Regions from separate parts of the Homo sapiens genome. Here region 1 is linked to region 2. Evidence: chromatin loops called from intact Hi-C (ENCODE). Cell type or tissue: ascending aorta. All regions are shown on one strand. Links, peaks and the distances in the headings refer to the core of each region. The heading gives the core; the rest is flanking DNA.

Region 1 (8,350 bases), core at 37-8,036, 460 kb before region 2:
TATATACTGATGTTGATATCTATACCCTTGGTTTCTCCCCTGGACTGCAGATCCACATAATCAATAAACTATGTGATATCGCCACTTAAATGTGTTCTGAGAATCTCAAACTTAATGTCCAAACAAATATTTGTTATTCTTCTTTCCTTCCTTAGTCTTCCCCATCCCGTAAATAGCATGGCCAGTCACTCAGTTGCCCAGGTCTAAAACTCTGGTGTTTTTCTTGATTCCTTTTTCCACTTACAACCACATCCAATCCCAACCACCAGCAAACCCAGATAACCCTAACTCCAAAACACATCTAGACTCTGACAACGCATTGCCTTCTGTACTGCCCCCATGTGGACCTAGTCGCCTCTCACCTGAACTATGAAGAACTTCTGAACTGGTTTCCCTGCTTCTATCCTGTCTTTCCTCTGTAGATGCTCCATGCAGCAGTCGGAGTGACACTTTTCAAATGGAACTTTAACATGGCCAATTCCTGTGCTCAACCCTCCATTATTCTTCCTTATACTTCAAATTAAAAAAAAAAATTACCCTTTGCCGTGGCCTACAAGGCTGTGTTCCTGCTTGTCTCTCTGCTCTCCTCTTACCCATTGCTCCTTGCTCCCTCCTACCCGACCCCTTGCTGCCCCTGAGTCAGCTCACACAGCTCCTGGCCATTTGCTTGGGCCCTTCCCTCTGCCTGGGACAAGCCTGCTCTAGAACCCGGCTTGGCTTCCTCCTAGTTTTGTTGAAGTCTTAGCTCAAATGCCACCTATTTAGTAAGGGTTTCCCTCCAGCATGTTTGCATCCCTTTCTCTCTACCTCTCTTGGACATCTTTGTTTGGATTTTTGGTACTGATGCCACTGGATATGCTTATTTGTTTACTGCCTTTCTTCTCTAGTGAGCTCTAAGCTCCTGCAGGGTGATCTGTCTTTCTGGCTGACCATGCATCCTCAGAGCCTGGAACAGTGCCTGGCATACAGTAAGTACTCAGTCAGTCCAGGAAGGAGATTGAGGAGGAAATGCTTAAGGTGCTGTGGTGAGACAAAAGACTTAGGGCATAATTTCAATGGGGGAGCCTGGGAAGGTCTTTTGCAGGCAGAAAAATTTAAGCAGGGAACAAATGGCTAGTGAGGGGTTAGGTACTTGGGGATGGAGTACATCTCACATGGAGGAAACAAGAGCTGCAAAGGGCAGGGCAGCTGAGAGCTGTACACCACGTACTGCAACACGGGCAGGTACATGGCTGTATCACAGGTCCTCTTTATAAAGATCAAACCACTTGTTACTGACTCCATAAACACTCCATATCCATTGTGATATGGAAAGAAGCTTCTATGAAATAGACTAACAACTTTTGAAATATAATTTTAATGTTTTTATCACGTCTAATTACATGAATAAGGTGCAATGGGCTTCAGCATCCCCATCCCAGATCACTAAAGGCCTTCCCTCACAAATGGTTTTGGCTAAAACTCAACCATATACAATGGATATGGAAACTTAGAAGTATGTCTGAAAGTTTATTTTGTGTTGCATGGAACTAGAAAAAGAGAAAAGTGAAAACAGTAACATAGTTATACCCTCCCTGCTTTGATTGACTGCACAAAACTTTTGCTGCCTTCAGCAGTTTTACAGTCTAACACACTTAGGAGGCACCCCCGCCAAATGCCGGAAACCTGAATCTGCTCTTGAAATGTCAGTGATAAAAATTAAAAGAAGAGTAGAAGAGTGAGACCCTAATTGTGGCTAAATCATCAGACTATGAACATAAAACTAACTAGGATGACACAGGAAAATAGCACAGCAAAGGGGAAGAAAAACACCATCTAAAAATTGTGTGTCTCTGAGATGACACCAAGAATCACAAAGCCTGAGGAATTCTGCTTTAATATCCATATTAAACAAGTAATCTGTTTATCTTCTCATCTCAGCCCATCCTGGCCCTTTTTCCTTACTGCCCTAACCTCTCTTTGACCTATAGAAATCTCTTTCTCCCAATTTGTGAATAAGTCATGGCATATAAACTGCCAACCTATCCCTTGATGAGAATACCCATTTTTATATTTAATTGTGTGTCTGTGTGTGTGGATTAGACATTTATTATATATCCAGGCACTGTGCTAGATGGTGGGGATTAAAAAGACAATACAACATGTTCTTATCTTCCATGATCCTATAATTTAGTGGAAATAACTGGTGAAGTCTTCATTGTGCCTGTGTCAGCCAAGAATATTTCATTACTAAATAAAATAGATGTTCATTTATTCTTTCTTTTTTTTCTTTTTTTCTTTTTTTTTTTGAGACAGGGTCTCACTCTGTCACCCAGGCTGGAGTGCAGTGGCCGTGATCTCGGCTAACTTCAACCTGTGTCTCCCAGGTTCAAGCGATTCTCCCACCTCAGCCTCCCGAATAGCCGGGATTCCAGGTGTCCGCCACCAAGCCTGGCTAATTTTTGTATTTTTTGATGGAGATGGGGTTTTACCGTGTTGGCCAGGCTGGTCTTGAACTCCTGACCTCAAGTGATCTGCCCGCCTTTGGCCTCCCAAAGCACTGGGATTACAGGCATGAGCCACCAATCCATTCATTCTTACTGGCATCCAACCTCATTCATTCTTATTTCATACTCTTATGTAAATATACAAATGGAATTACAATAAGGGTATCTGCAACTAATTTCCACGCTGATTAAATGACAGTTTTGTATCACAAAAGAAAGCACTAATCAATCATTTATTCACTCAACAAACATCTCTTGAAGCCACACAGTCAGACATGAAATTACGAGTGATCATTCCGTATATGATATGCAGCTTAAATGAAATGCTAATGCTGCTGCACCAGAGTCGTGAAGCAGTACCAATCTTTATGTTGCCTCTCACTCCAGTGTGCTTTTGCTCATTTTATTTCTGCTCTTGGCAAGATTTAAATAAAGGCTTTTTTTCTTTGCTCTACAAATGTTTGCAGCAGCTATATTACACTGACTTAACACAGCATTAACTACAGTACAAATACATACTCCCTAGATTGCTTTTCGAGAAAGGAAAATGTTTATGATCTCTATCAAACAAACACTGAATTCATCAGTCTGAAATTTATTTAAAGTGTCAGATGAATTTGACAAAAATCTATACCTAGAATTCATTTCTGAACAGCGTAGGCTTATTACTTTGATTTCGAAGAAAAAAAATACCCTAAAAATGTTCTGGCTCTCTCAGAATGTAAAGTTCAAGTTAAGGCATGTATGGCTACTATGGGTTTGCACTGAATTATGTGAAGAAAAAAAAAAAGCATTTCTGTCTTGGTTGCTTAACTCAGAGTAAAATCATTAGTCCCAATTCTGCAATAAAACAAAATATCAGTCTAAGTGAAAACAAGTAAGAAGCATGGGCTGAGAGGATTTTACTTTTATTAGGCTTTACTTTATGACCCAGGCACCAACCTGAGGCAGGGCATAGAAAAAACATTTCTAGACAGGGACAGGGCAAATCAGCCAAGAAAATGACTAAATGCTGGAGAAAACAAGTCATTGAGCTATTTTAAATCTAATTAATTTGATAAAATATGTTTCTATTTTTCCCAACCTAAAAATAAATGATTACAATAATAGAATCATGAGTGCATTGCTTATAATGTAAATGTCTTTTTTTTTTTTCTATTAGAAAAGCTAAAGAACATGGTATTCCTGGGGATATTTTTCTCCCTTGGTGGTTTGCCATCATGTGCGTTACAGCTGGGACAGGCCTTACAAGGACTCCAAATTTCTTTCTACAAATGAGGAGCCCGTGGTCTGGAGAAACGAGGCGAGTTACCTATGGTTACAAAGCTAGCTGGAGGCAGACACAGAATGAGAGGACAGGTTGCCTGGCTCACGTTTGCTCTCTTGTTCTCTGTCATTAAGTGATGGAAAGGGACCGAAATACTTAACAACCTACAGAAATCTATTCCACTCACGATATGCTCCTTGTCATCCAATGATACAGAACAGATTGGATCATGGATTTTTGCTTCTTGAGTGTTTTGGAGTTCTGTAGCTAAACAGGATGCTGCAGAAACTGGGAATGAGGAATCTCAAGAACAAAACTACACACTGTAAAGCGTGTAGAATCATTCCAACGGGGTTCAAAATATTTTGGGGGAGCACAGGTGACCCCCCCGTCTAACGCACAATGTTTCTGAGGCTGGTTCCAGAGCAGACCATGATGAAGTGGCACCTGTAGAACGTGTAGGCAGTAGCCACTATGGGGCACTGTGCAACCAAGGAAATACACCTGCAAAACACTGAGAAATCCGGGTCCTCCGTTTGCTAAAGGTAGGACCTGGCACTACTTAATTAACCTCTCCCATCCCCAGTTCTCCCAACTGTAAAATAAGAAGAGTAATTAACTGCTCTGAACATCTCACAAGGTAATTGTGGGGATCGATAGAGACTGGGTATAAAAGGTGATGTGGAGCTAGGAAGAGATATTATTATCATTACATGCATGTTCTTTCCTCTTACTTGGGAAGACAGCACAGAAGCTACAAAACAATATTATTTCTGGAAGTGTGGTGCCTGGTGCTGCCTCAGAACCTCTAAGGAGGTGTGTTTAAAACGCAACTACCTGGGTTCTATCCCAGACTCACTGAAACGAAATCTGGGTGGGCATGGCCCATGATCCTGTCATGTCAAAACTTTCCTTTGGATTGCATGTCCCTAGGACTGCACTAGAAGGGATCCAGGGAGTAAAAGCCAGAGGAGGCTGGGAAGATGGGCAACCGCATTCCACAGAAACAATGTTCAACCCACTGGCTGGAATCTCCAAACTACCCACAGATGTCTGCCTGATCACAATCCTGTAATTCTTGTTACCTCTACCAAAACCAACCTCTCTCCCTGCAGCCCTGGAGACTACAGGCACTGCCAGACACACACCTGCAAGCCTATGCAAGGGTTGTTTTCTTAAGCCTCCTGCTCTGATGGCCCTTGGTCTTCTCCCCTGTTCCTGCAACACTTCATAGGTAACTATTCCTCCCTGGGTAGAACCTTTCCATGACCAGTGATTGGCACATTTTACTTTCAGCGTGTGATGTACAAATACTTGAATGAAAGACAGAACATGGAATTCATTATACTCACAAAAATCTTACTATAGCATTTAACATTATTCTTTTTGCAAAATGTATTCACATTTCCCATTCGAGAAGGCAAAGATAATAAGCATTTGAGTAACAAATACCTGGATTCAGATACATTTCCAACATAAGTTTTTTTCATTTATTAGCTGTATCAACTTGGGCAGGTTATTACACCTCAGATCAGTTTCTTCAACTGGAAGACAGATGTAATATCATACAACCTAGCCCGCCTTCAGGAAGATTTTAATTGGGCTCCACAGGAAAGGCAATTAATGTATCGCCAGGCACAGATGCTCAAAGAATCTTCATTCTCTTCTTGTCCTTTTCCCTTTTCACACTTTCTAATGGGTTCTCTAATAGTCTGCAATAGCCACAGCTTTTAACAAATCTTCCAAAAGGAACTCCGACAGTAAATTTGATTCCTACTCAGTAGTGTGCTATTAAATGTTTTACAATAATCTCTCAGGGAGGGGGAGTGGAGGAAGAACCCTGATTGTTAGTGTTTGCCCATTCTATGGTGTAAACGCTTCCACTATAGCCAATTTCAAACTACCAATGGGATGTTACTGAACGGAACTGGGATGCGATGTGCAAGAGCTCATCATTGTATGAGTATTTCCACCACACAGATACAATAAAAGTAAATAACTTCCGAGAGCGCAGATAATATGAAATAAATTGCAAAATGAAATAAAAGAATCAGAAAGTGATGAGTGTGAAGTATTTGCCATCTTTGCTTTTAAACTGGCTCATAAATCTCCTGAAAAGGTACAAGCCAACTCCAGCACACTACTGTATCTTACTCCATCAAGAAAACTCTGCCCTTAGAAGGGTACTAATTGCAGGCATTTCAGCCTACCTAGAGAGCTTTATTTATGCAGGACCCTTTAAACAGATGCAGAGAGCACATGCTTAGAGTTTCTACAGGGGTGAAATGTGGCTACAAAACAGTATGTGTCTACGTGATACTGACGTGCTGTACATGTGCATCAGTTCTGCTAGGGAAGAGCCTTGTCTGGGGAGAAAGAAAGCTGTACAGTGCTTAACACATGAAAACACCCGGTCAGCAGGTAACAGTAACAGGTAGTAAGCAATAGCAAAATTCGTTACACCTCTTCTCTCCATCTCATCCTTATTACGAACATTTATTTATGTGGCTTAACTTTTACCTTAGGTCCATCCTCGTTGTAAGACACTAAGCCATGATGTAACAATTTTTAGGGCCCATGTCAGACATGTGTGACACTCTCACTTTAGACACAAGGAAACAAAGGTACAGAGGAGGAAAGCAAGTTGCCCACACTTAAAGGGATGTGGGACTGGAATTCAGGCCTTATACTTTTATAAAATGGATTAGTTCTCCAAAGCCTTTTGGCTACTATGTTTCATTTGCTTATTCATTTGTACACTGTTTTCAAGAGATAATAAAATATATTTGTGACTTATAAAATTTTGTTTGCAGCCTGCTCAGTTCCAGAGGTGACATTTAATGACCCTGACTTGCATTTGCATTAGGTTGTCTTTACCACAATAGAGCCATCACATTGGAAAACTTGCTCAGCAGTAGAAGTGGCAGGAATTAACTTTTATTAAAGGCTTATTAGGTACCAAGAATATTAGTAATAAATTATAAAGATGGCTTCATTTAAACAGAAGAACAACCTACGAGTTAGGTAATATTATGGCCTCAATTTTATGATGAAGAAATGAAGACTCCTTGAGGTTAAGAATCCATCAGAAGTTTCTAGGGCTGGCTTGCTGGGCATGTGACTGTGCAGTCATGTGGGACCCGACACCCAGAAGAGCCACACTTGTTTTAATGTTCTCCTGCCACTGGCCTGAAGTTCTCAATAACTCTGTCTTTGACTTTGTGTGCTATACCTGAAGTCAGATGGGAGAGAGTGGAACGATGAAGCAGGCATGGGTCATATGTGTGCCACATCCTGTCCATCGTTCCTTGCTGCCCACTTAAAGTTGTCTAACATTCATGATGCCTCATGAGCACAGGACTCTGGTGAGGTCACAATGCTTGGGAGTTCAGCAGGACTCAAAACGAGTGCAAGGTGAGTATGGTACCTCTACGACAAGTGGAGGATCCCACAGCTCCCAGAGGCCATGCTTTCTGTCAGAACCAGAACTAGCTTCAAACACAAAAGTAAGGCAATTGTACTTTAAGAAACACAACCGACCAAGGCCCCTATCATGTCCTTTCTTATTTCCTTATATTGGCCAAACACTTGTGCTCCAAATGGTGACACAGAAGGAAATCCCTGCCTTATTCATCAGGAAGCTGAAGGTAGAATGTGTTGGTAAAACACGCATGTATCAAGAAGTAAAATAAAAACAACAGAATTAGTTTTTGGCAGTGTTTCCTCTGTTCTGGTCAGAAAGAAATACATAGGAATGTAACAGCTATGAAATACAAATTGTGTAACTTCAGTGATTATGCAAACAAGTTAAATGCTTTTAAATTTGCATTTAAAACTGGCATTGCACGAGTTAACAATAACAGAAAAAAACATACCAATAATTACATTTTTAATTTTTCTTTACTTGGAACATTAAAAATACTGTGACAATTCAAGAGGCAAGGAAGAGAAGGGAAAGGAGGGCAGGGAAGCAGTGGGAAGGAAAGGGCAAAACATTTTGTTTTAGTACCTTGGAGGGCACTTCTTTCCTGTTTTTTGAATAAATGGCTCCACATTCTAATTTCGCACAGGGTCCCACAGCCAGCCCTGGCTGTCACACAACGTGGAAGCATCAGAGTCAGTATCTGAATCCAAACTGACTCCAAAGCTCCTTTGCTTTGACCCCATTTTATTCAGCCTTTTATTTTAAACAACACGGCTCTTCAGTTTCAGAAAATTTTTGTCATGATTCCACTGTTGGCAATCTGGACATGTGACAATTGTTTATCCCTCTTCCTTTTTCTTAAGTTTTTCCCCTTTCTCTGAATCATTTCAGCTGTGCTTTCTCCATTCATTGAACAAGTATTCACTCTGTGCCAGGGACATCTAACTCTGTTACCCGGTGGTGCATCGGCAAAGCCTATGATTTTGGAGACAACAAAGGCGAAGTCATTTCTAAGAACCTCAGAAATCCCAAATGACGAGGTTTATGCAACTTCAAAGTCCTTCTGCTTTTTTTTTCCTCCTAATACTTGATTACCTCTCTAAGCAGAGGCTGCACTTCATGCAGGTCTAATCTTTCAGGGCACAGTGTGGTTAGGAACCCACCCCCAGCCCG
Region 2 (8,350 bases), core at 180-8,179:
AAGAAAATTATGCTTGTCCTCCCTCAACCCCAATCTGAGCAAATTTACACCTTTACCTTCCTCTCAAAAAGGGAAAATTATTTGAAAGAAATTTTTTTTAAAATAAAATATCTGCCCAAGGTATTGTTAGCTCAAAGTAGCCGCCCTAATTCTTCAATCCTCTCATGGTTTATAAATTAGAGAAAACACAGCACTAAAAGTGGCCGAGATGGAAACAGTGATTATTTGTTCTTGTAGAAACCATTCATCTAAATTCTTTAACACTAATCCAGATAGACGGCTTTTAAAAAAGACCTCTAATTACTTTCCCGTTAATTATTTACATTCACCAAGTGTTTTGTGATTGTTCCTTAGTGAGTAGCCTCCTGAGGTATGTCACGGTATTAACTATTGATTTACAAATCTGGCAAAGGTGCATTATAGCTGGCTTGCCTACTCTACCCTTGGCTTAGGCCATTCCTCCCCAAGATAGATCTTCATCGCCAGTGACTTATCATTATCAATAGTGCCAAAAATGGAAGAATAATATAATAACTTATCTTTCTATGGTACCTTCCATCTAAAAATTATTGGTGTTAATCATAGATATGTGATATATGTATATATATTTTTTGTTTGTTTGTTTGTTTGTTTGTTTTTTGTTGTTTTTTTTTTTTTTTGAGGCTGAGTCTCACTCTGTTGCCCAGGCTGGAGTGCAGTGGTGCAATCTTGTCTCACTGCAAGCTCCGCCTCCCGGGTTCTCACCATTCTCCTGCCTCAGCCTCCCAAGTAGCTGGGACTGCAGGCACCCGCCACCACGGCTGGCTAATTTTTTGTATTTTTAGTAGAGATGAGGTTTCACCATGTTAGCCAGGATGGTCTCAATCTCCTGACCTCGTGATCTGCCTGCCTTGGCCTCCAAAAGTGCTGGGATTACAGGCATGAGCCACCGCGCTGGGCCAAAATTTATATTTCTAAGAGATCATTTAGCATAATGCAACCAAATGCTTTGTCATCACTTGCCAAGGTAAGTCAACTACAGGTTACCTGTATTCCTAGTTGTTACACTCAAAGCAGACACCACTAATCCACATTGGAATTGTCCCTCTGGTCCCATATCTAATTATAATGCTTCTTAACACAGTGCTCCAAGCAATTTCCTCCAATTGACTGTTTTTTATCTCCAGGGCCAATTCATATTTATCATCTACTATCCACAATTAAAATACCTTAGTGAGAGTAAGCCTATTACCTCTCAGGACAGCTCATTCCATAATTAACTCTGACTGTGAGAAGAGTTATTTTTAAATACTCAGTAATAGAGCCTATTCAGTTCCAAAATTTCTCCCTCTTACTTATCCTTTTATGTACGTTTTTCTTATCTACTCTGTATGTTTTAGCTCTTTTTTATCTTGTACCCTGATGGTGTCGATTCCAATCATGCTGGAAACAAAATATAATACAGCTGCTCATGTTTTATATGTTCTGTTTTATTTGCAAATCATTCAAGTTTTAAAAATAAGCAATTTCTGTTGTGGGTTTGGTGGCAGCATTGAGGAACATCCAAGCAGGAAAACAAAGACTCTCAAAACTGTTCTTAGAACTATTGGCAGGAGATCACCATAAGAGTCCCAAAAGATGAAGAATTAGAAAATAATTCAGAGTTGAAATTGGAGTTGCATTTTGAAAGGCCAGGAAGGATTTTTCTAGACGGAATAAGGGAAGCACAGTTCAAGGAGAGAGATGGGACGAGGATGTTGTGGCTGGCTGTAAAAGATCTTCTAGTTCAGTTCTCCAACTTAAGCTGGAGGAGTCATGAAGCCACAGGTTGCGAGGCTCCATTCCAGTGTCTGATTCCATAAATTTTAGGTGAAACTTCAGAACTTATGTTTCTAACAAGTTTCCACGCAACACTGATGCTATTGGTCCAGGGACCACACTTTGCGAATCACTGTTCTAGCCTTAGCACACTCCTGCGTCCCTGCCTGCAATTCCAATAGGCTACGCCTTCTTGTCTGCCTGGCTTGCTTTCTTAGCAGTGAGCATGGAGTGGGCTCAGGATGAACATATGGTTCTCATTAAACCTTGAATCTTTGTCAGCCCCACAAGGTTATCTATGTCAGCCTGGCAAATGTGCACTTACAGTGGGCCCAATTGACAATTGTCAGGAGTAAGGCTGCAGGGGTGGAGGGAGAAAGTGGAGCTAGTATAAGAGGTGGTGAGGAGATTGCAGAGGGCAGCATGGGGGCAGGGTGGAAGGAGCTTCCTTTCCAAAGCTCCGTGGTGGGGTCTAGAGCCATTCTCAGCAGTCACTGAGATTGGGGGCACTGAGTTTGCAAGAACACATAGTACAGTGGCCTCATAAAAGTTATCATCACCATTGCTGGGTAAAGTGATTGCTGCAACTTCTTTTCTCCTTCCCTTGAAGAATTGCACTTTTTATTTATGTAACTGATCACCTTAACAGCCATTCAACCCAAAATTCTTTTATGTTTCTTTCTATATATCCCAAGCCATCCTCCTGGTTTCAATTCTCATTGTACCTATCCTTTAATGAGATTCCAGATTAATTAATCCTAATATTTTAACTCTATAAATGATCCCTGTTTTGTCAACACTAATGCAATGAAAAATATTTTTCTTTGTATTGAGACCATTCTGTGTAATTAGCTTGGCCTCATGAGTCAGTCTATTTGCAAATTTGCAAATCCGCAGGATTGACTTCACTCTTTACAAGCTTCCTATCATGCATACAGCTCTAGAATTTCATTTCGCTCAAGCAGTTCTTTCCTTTCTCCTAATCTTGTCCTCAATTCAAAGATCACAGAACACTGATAAAGAAGATGATGCCAGATCTGTCAAAGAGAGGGAGATTAAAGAGAGGAGAGAGCTACAGAGAGATGTGATGTGGGAAAGAGGTGGTGGGCTGAAGTAGCTGCTCACTATGTTGTTACATTTGCTTTGGGGACACTTGTTATGGACACACTTGGCAAATTCCTAATGGGCAACCTTTGCAATCCCTTATTCTTGCTGTGTTTTTCCTAGAAGGAAAATTTGGGGGACATGTCAATTCATTTTACCAGGGAACTTGAGAAGCCCCATGCTCTTTCATTGACGGTTTGGACGCTGAGGCTGTCTTGTGCATCCAGGTGGCATTTGTCCTCTTAGTACAGCTTGATGGGCTTTCCTTTGAGGACCTCAATGTCACTTCCTTATCACCTCCAAGGCTTTTTCTATCCAGAGTTCACATGAGCACGTACTGTTAAAAATCTACTCCTCTTCTTTGATGGTGCCCACATACCCAAGCAGAAGGATCATGTATCTATCAGCCAAGAGGGCAGACCACCACAAGGGAGTTGGAGAGAAGAGGAAACATTCTTGAAATGTTGCAGAAACATTATCTACAACCAATTTTTTAAAATAAACAATTGATTTCATTTGTGGCTCAACAGATCATATTTGTTTCTATTCCCATGCCCTCATAGTTATTTCTGTACTTCTCAATAATTACCCCAATCTAAACTAGTTTTATCACATGACAACTTTTACAACCTATGAGATTGTATAGGTACTTATTGATTCCACCAGATTTTCTTCCCTTTCCCAAGTATTAAAATGATGTTAGGTACATGTTTTTATTTAAAGTTAAGGTGGGTTTTCATTGGTTTTGCTCTAAGCATTTAAACCATCCCTTAAATGAGTTGGGGACACTCTGAGGGTATTTCAAAGCCCCAATCAAGACATGCTAATCAGAGTGGCTCAGTTTCTGAAGCGCGCCCTTTTATTCCCTTTGCCTGGCTAATTACAAATGGATCCTAAGTACACTGTGGGTCAAAAAAATTAGAAAAGGCCAAAGACACAAGTGAACTCTGACAAGAAGGCTCTATGTTTTCACTTCTCTTAGTCACTGGGCCTTTGTGGTTGGGAACAGCTGTTGCAGAGAAGAAAACAGGACATCTTGAGCCTCAGGGGAAACACCAACTGGAATATGTTAATCTTTTTTGCCTAAAATCCAAGCAGCTTATCTTTTCTGAAGGTTCTCCTGGCTAATGAAAAGTATGCTTAATATTGCAAATTTTGCTTTGCAAGGCCTTTTGTCTAGTGTCATTTTCTATTTGTGAATTTTCCTTTTGTTCCCTTCACCAACCCTCCTACCAAGCGAACCCAGCACATGTTTGGCTTCCAGTCAGTTCTTCTTTGAGTCTAAAAGTCTTGGCATTTCTGTCTTAGTTTTGGCCATAGGAAAGAGCATTTTTCAATAATGCTGCTGAAATGCTGCTTTCTCTACTCCAGAGCTTTATCTGGCAAAAGGATTTACTGGGACTAGACCCAAAGAAAACAGAAAAAGAAAAAGGGAAAATGGCTCTGGAAGGCAAGATGCCAGCTTATTCGCTCTTGAGATTTTGCAACTTCCCACTACTCTTTCCATAACCTCAGTCCTTTACCCTAGGGTGTCTTTGCATTTCTTATGAGTAGAGCTGGTCCCCCCAGCACTAGGCCATGGAAACTCCCTTTAACTGTGCTTTCCTTACATGCCAAACATTTGGAACTGAGGCAACCCTCATGACAGGCAGAAGCAGTCAACTTAGTGCTGAGTCCAGCAAGATGATCAGCTTTGACCAAGACCCCTACAGAAATTGGACATCCCAGGGTTATGTATAGCATTATATGAGGCTACGTTTCCACCTTATTTGTCTCTAGTGTACTTCAAACATTCTTTGTTTTGTGTCCTGTCTCATGAATCATTCCCTCTTCCTTTATGCCAATTTTTACTCCATGTATGTGAGCTGCTCTCTCAGACCTGCTTCTGCTTTCCAGTGTTTTTGATTGCTTGTCATGGGCAGTGTTGAAAAGAGAGCAGGTGGTGGAGGTGAAGTGTTGTAGTGGAAGTGGAAGCTTCTTGCAATTTTTCTGAGAAAGCCTAGGCTTTCTATTGCATGTGGATGAGCTGAGAACTCTCTACCACCTTTTTCTTCCTTTTTGTCTTTGGGCTCCAGCGAATAACCCACTGCAATCTCCACTTCTGCACCTGAGCTATTACTTCTAGCTGGTTGTTCCCTGCTCCCCACACACCACTATCAACTGTCATACAGGCTGAAGTATGCAAAGGACCATTTGAGGTTTCCTAAAGTATTTAGTTAACAGTTCATTAGCAAAAGAGAAAGGAGGTAACAACAACATGTGTGCTGAAATTTCAACTGGTATCATCTCATAATCAAATTAGTCTTAATGGATGTAGCCAGCTGGGCCTTGATTTCATTTTCAGAGAAGTACTTTAATATTTTCCTCCACAATTTCTAGATAAATAGATTTTTACCACAATAGATGGATAACACGCATTGTTCTTCCCCATTCCAAAATGTTATATTTTAATACTTACTTGAAAACTATTTCTATAAATAGCTCAATATATTTCTAATCATTTACATAGTAATTGTATTCTCAGAAATCTTGCTTGTTGGCCAGACAAGGAACAAAAAGCCTGTGAATATTACTATGAATATTCCTCAAAGTATAGATTTGTCTATACTCCTTATTAATATCTGATGAGTTTGAAGTTGTATATTTCCTCTCTAAGCCAGTTGTTTAAAAGAATTATACATGTTTAAAAAAATCCAAGTGATTGGAATTTGAAAGTTTAAGCATTTGTTATAAATTTCCAGTTTTCTCACATTTTAATTAAATAATAAAGCCTATAACTTTATGTCTTGAGCAACTTATTGGAATTATCTTTCTAGTCTGGTACATGAATTACATGTGTAAATATCCTATAAATTGTTGAAATGGATGTTTATTCATGATTCTAGGACACAAATGTGAAAATATTTCCACTAAATATTTGATATTAATGGTAGAATTGACTCTTCTATGTCCTTGTTTATCGTCTTCTTGAGATATTAGGTTAAGAGTAATATTATACAGATTCTCACTTCTAATACGTCAGTCAATAAATCATTGCATTTGCAGCTTATATTTATTTAAATCTGACATTTTCTAATTATTGCCTCAATTTTTTTAATTGGTAGGTATTTTCCACAGTTTTAGGCTTACAAAAAAAAAGTCCAATGGAAAGTACAAAGAGTTATCATATACACCTGTCCCCAAATTTCCCCTATTCTTTGCATCTTTCAAATAGTTCATTTGTTTTGTGGACATTACACCTTTTGGAATTGTCCCACAATTCTTGGATATTATTTTCTTTTTCATTCTTTTTTAAAATTTTTGCATTTCAGTTTTGGAAGCTTTAATTAACATTTCTTCAAGCTCACTAATTTTTTTCTTTGGCTGAGTCCAGTCTACTGATGAGCCTATAAAAGGAATTCTTTATTTCTGTACAGTGTTTTTGATTTCTAGCATTTCCTTTTAATTCTCAAAGTTTTTATCTCTCCGCTTACATTACTCCTCTGTTCTTGCATGTTGTCCTCTTTTTGCATTAGAGCCTTTAGTGTATTAATCATAGTTGTTTTAAAGTCTGGGTCTGATTATTCCAATACCTGTGACACATGTACAGCTGATTCCAGTGATTGTCCTGCTCTCCAGACTGTTATTTTTTGGTCTTTCAGTGTGCCTTATAATTAGTTGTTTCTTAAAGCCAGACATGATGCACTGGGTAAAAGGAATAGAGATACATAAGACCTCAGTGTATTGTTTTATGTTTTTCTGCCTTGGAGCTAGGGCTGTGTGCAATGTTTACTATAGCTGTAGATTTCAGAAGCTAAAATTTATCCTGATGTTCTTGCTTTTGTCCCTTTTGCTCTTGTTGGAATTTTTTGGAACTTTTTTTTTTTTTTTTGAGACAGAGTCTCGCTCTGTTGCCCAGGCTGGCTGGAGTGCAATGGTGCCATCTCGGCTCACTGCAAGCTCTGCCTCCGGGGTTGACACCATTCTGCTGCCTCAGCCTCTGGAGTAGCTGGGACTACAGGCGCCTGCCACCAAGCCCAGCTAATTTTTTGTTTTTTTTTTTTAGTAGAGACAGGGTTTCACCGTGGTAGCCAGGATGGTCTTGATCTCCTGACCTCGTGATCCGCCCAACTCGGCCTCCCAAAGTGTTGGGATTACAGGCGTGAGCCACCGCACCCGGCCTGGAACTTCTTAAATAAGTTCTAAGACATGCAGTTCTTTGGTTGTATTATTCTGATATTGTTCAGGAGCCTTACTAATATGATAGTAAGGTGTTGGGGCAGGGAAAGTCTTCTATATTTTTATGATTAGGTCTCAGTCTTTCAGTGAGCTTATCACCGGGTCTATGACCTTCACAAAGCTTATCAGGTTTGCCTCCCCTCTCGCCCTTCCCTAATGTATGACAGAAAAACCAGACAGAACTGGAGTTGGGGATTTCCCTTCTGCCATGTCGATTAGGCTTTTTGAAACTCCAGTCAGTTATAGTCTGCTAAAATAGCTTCTCTTGATGATGGGCCTCATTGAGAACAAAATACTCTGAGTGTATTTGAAATTTATTGCTTTTCTACTCTTCTTGCTGAAAGCATGAGAGAAGTTATTTTCATTGTGAGAACCTAGTAAAGGCTCCTGGAGGTAAAAACTCACAAAAGCTGCCCCTCCACCAAGTCTGCCCTCCCTGAAATTTTTAACTCTCAAACTTGTCAACACCAAGCCTCTAAGTTTTCCTAGCCTCATGAACCCCAATACCAGTTCCTACAAAGGTTTCTGATCCCAGGCTTCTGCTCTGGTAAGTTGTAATTCTCTGCATCTTCCTGTCTGTCTGCCAGTGTGAGGGGCACTGTTTCGCCTGGTGACTTCAATTATCTGATGGATCTAAAGATGGTTATTTTCAGTTCCTTCATCTTTTGTCTTGCTGTGAAGATGGAAGTGATGACTTCCAAGCTTCTTCTTTCCCATACTGAAAACAGAAAGTCCTCCTACAATTTTATTTTTGTTGCAAAGTTAATTCATGTCCATTTTGTTAAAAACCAAACCTATCTCCAAAACATTTAAAAATATCTGAAATTTCATATCCATTTTAGTAAGAGCCTGTGTTTTGCATGCATAAATAGAAGCTATTCTGATGGTGTTTCAGCAACAAAAATTGTCTATTTTTTTAACTTTTATTTTACAGTCAGGGGTACATGTGCAGGTTTGTTGCAAATGTACATTGTGTGATGCTGAGGTTTGGAGTACAAATATATCCATGACCCAGGTAATGAACATAGTGCCCATAGGTCATTTTCTACCCCTTGCCCTTCCCCCATCTGTTGGTCTTCGGTGTCTGTCATTCCCACCTTTATGTCCATGTGTACTCAATGTTTAGCTCACACTTATCAGTGAGACCATATGGTATTTTCTACCCCTTGCTCTTCCCCCATCTGGTGGTCTCCAGTGTCTATCATTCCCACCTTTATGTCCATGTGTACTC

The links. Hi-C counts contacts between places; a loop is a spot of excess contacts. Peaks named below come from ENCODE experiments on the same cell type or tissue, not always from the same donor. Only the 100,000 strongest peaks of a DNase experiment are listed, where the experiment ranks them.
Region 1: it touches region 2 in a loop (2.7-fold over the local background); 2 of 110 quality-filtered maps call a loop at or near these places.

Annotation. Positions count from the first base shown.
Region 1 is chr2:106,859,360-106,867,709 of GRCh38, forward strand. The region is part of intron 1 of ST6GAL2 (ST6 beta-galactoside alpha-2,6-sialyltransferase 2); the gene reads right to left. Among named protein-coding and RNA genes, the nearest start is that of ST6GAL2, 23 kb to the right of the region's middle. In ascending aorta, for the core only: a CTCF peak has its summit at 4,202 (motif pointing right); a DNase peak (open chromatin) is centred at 3,776; H3K4me3 peaks cover 897 bases; H3K27ac peaks cover 8,000 bases.
Region 2 is chr2:107,322,275-107,330,624 of GRCh38, forward strand. The region is part of intron 1 of LINC01789 (long intergenic non-protein coding RNA 1789); the gene reads right to left. Among named protein-coding and RNA genes, the nearest start is that of LINC01789, 39 kb to the right of the region's middle. In ascending aorta, for the core only: no CTCF peak of the experiment used is centred there; DNase peaks (open chromatin) are centred at 3,887, 4,147 and 4,407; H3K27ac peaks cover 3,685 bases.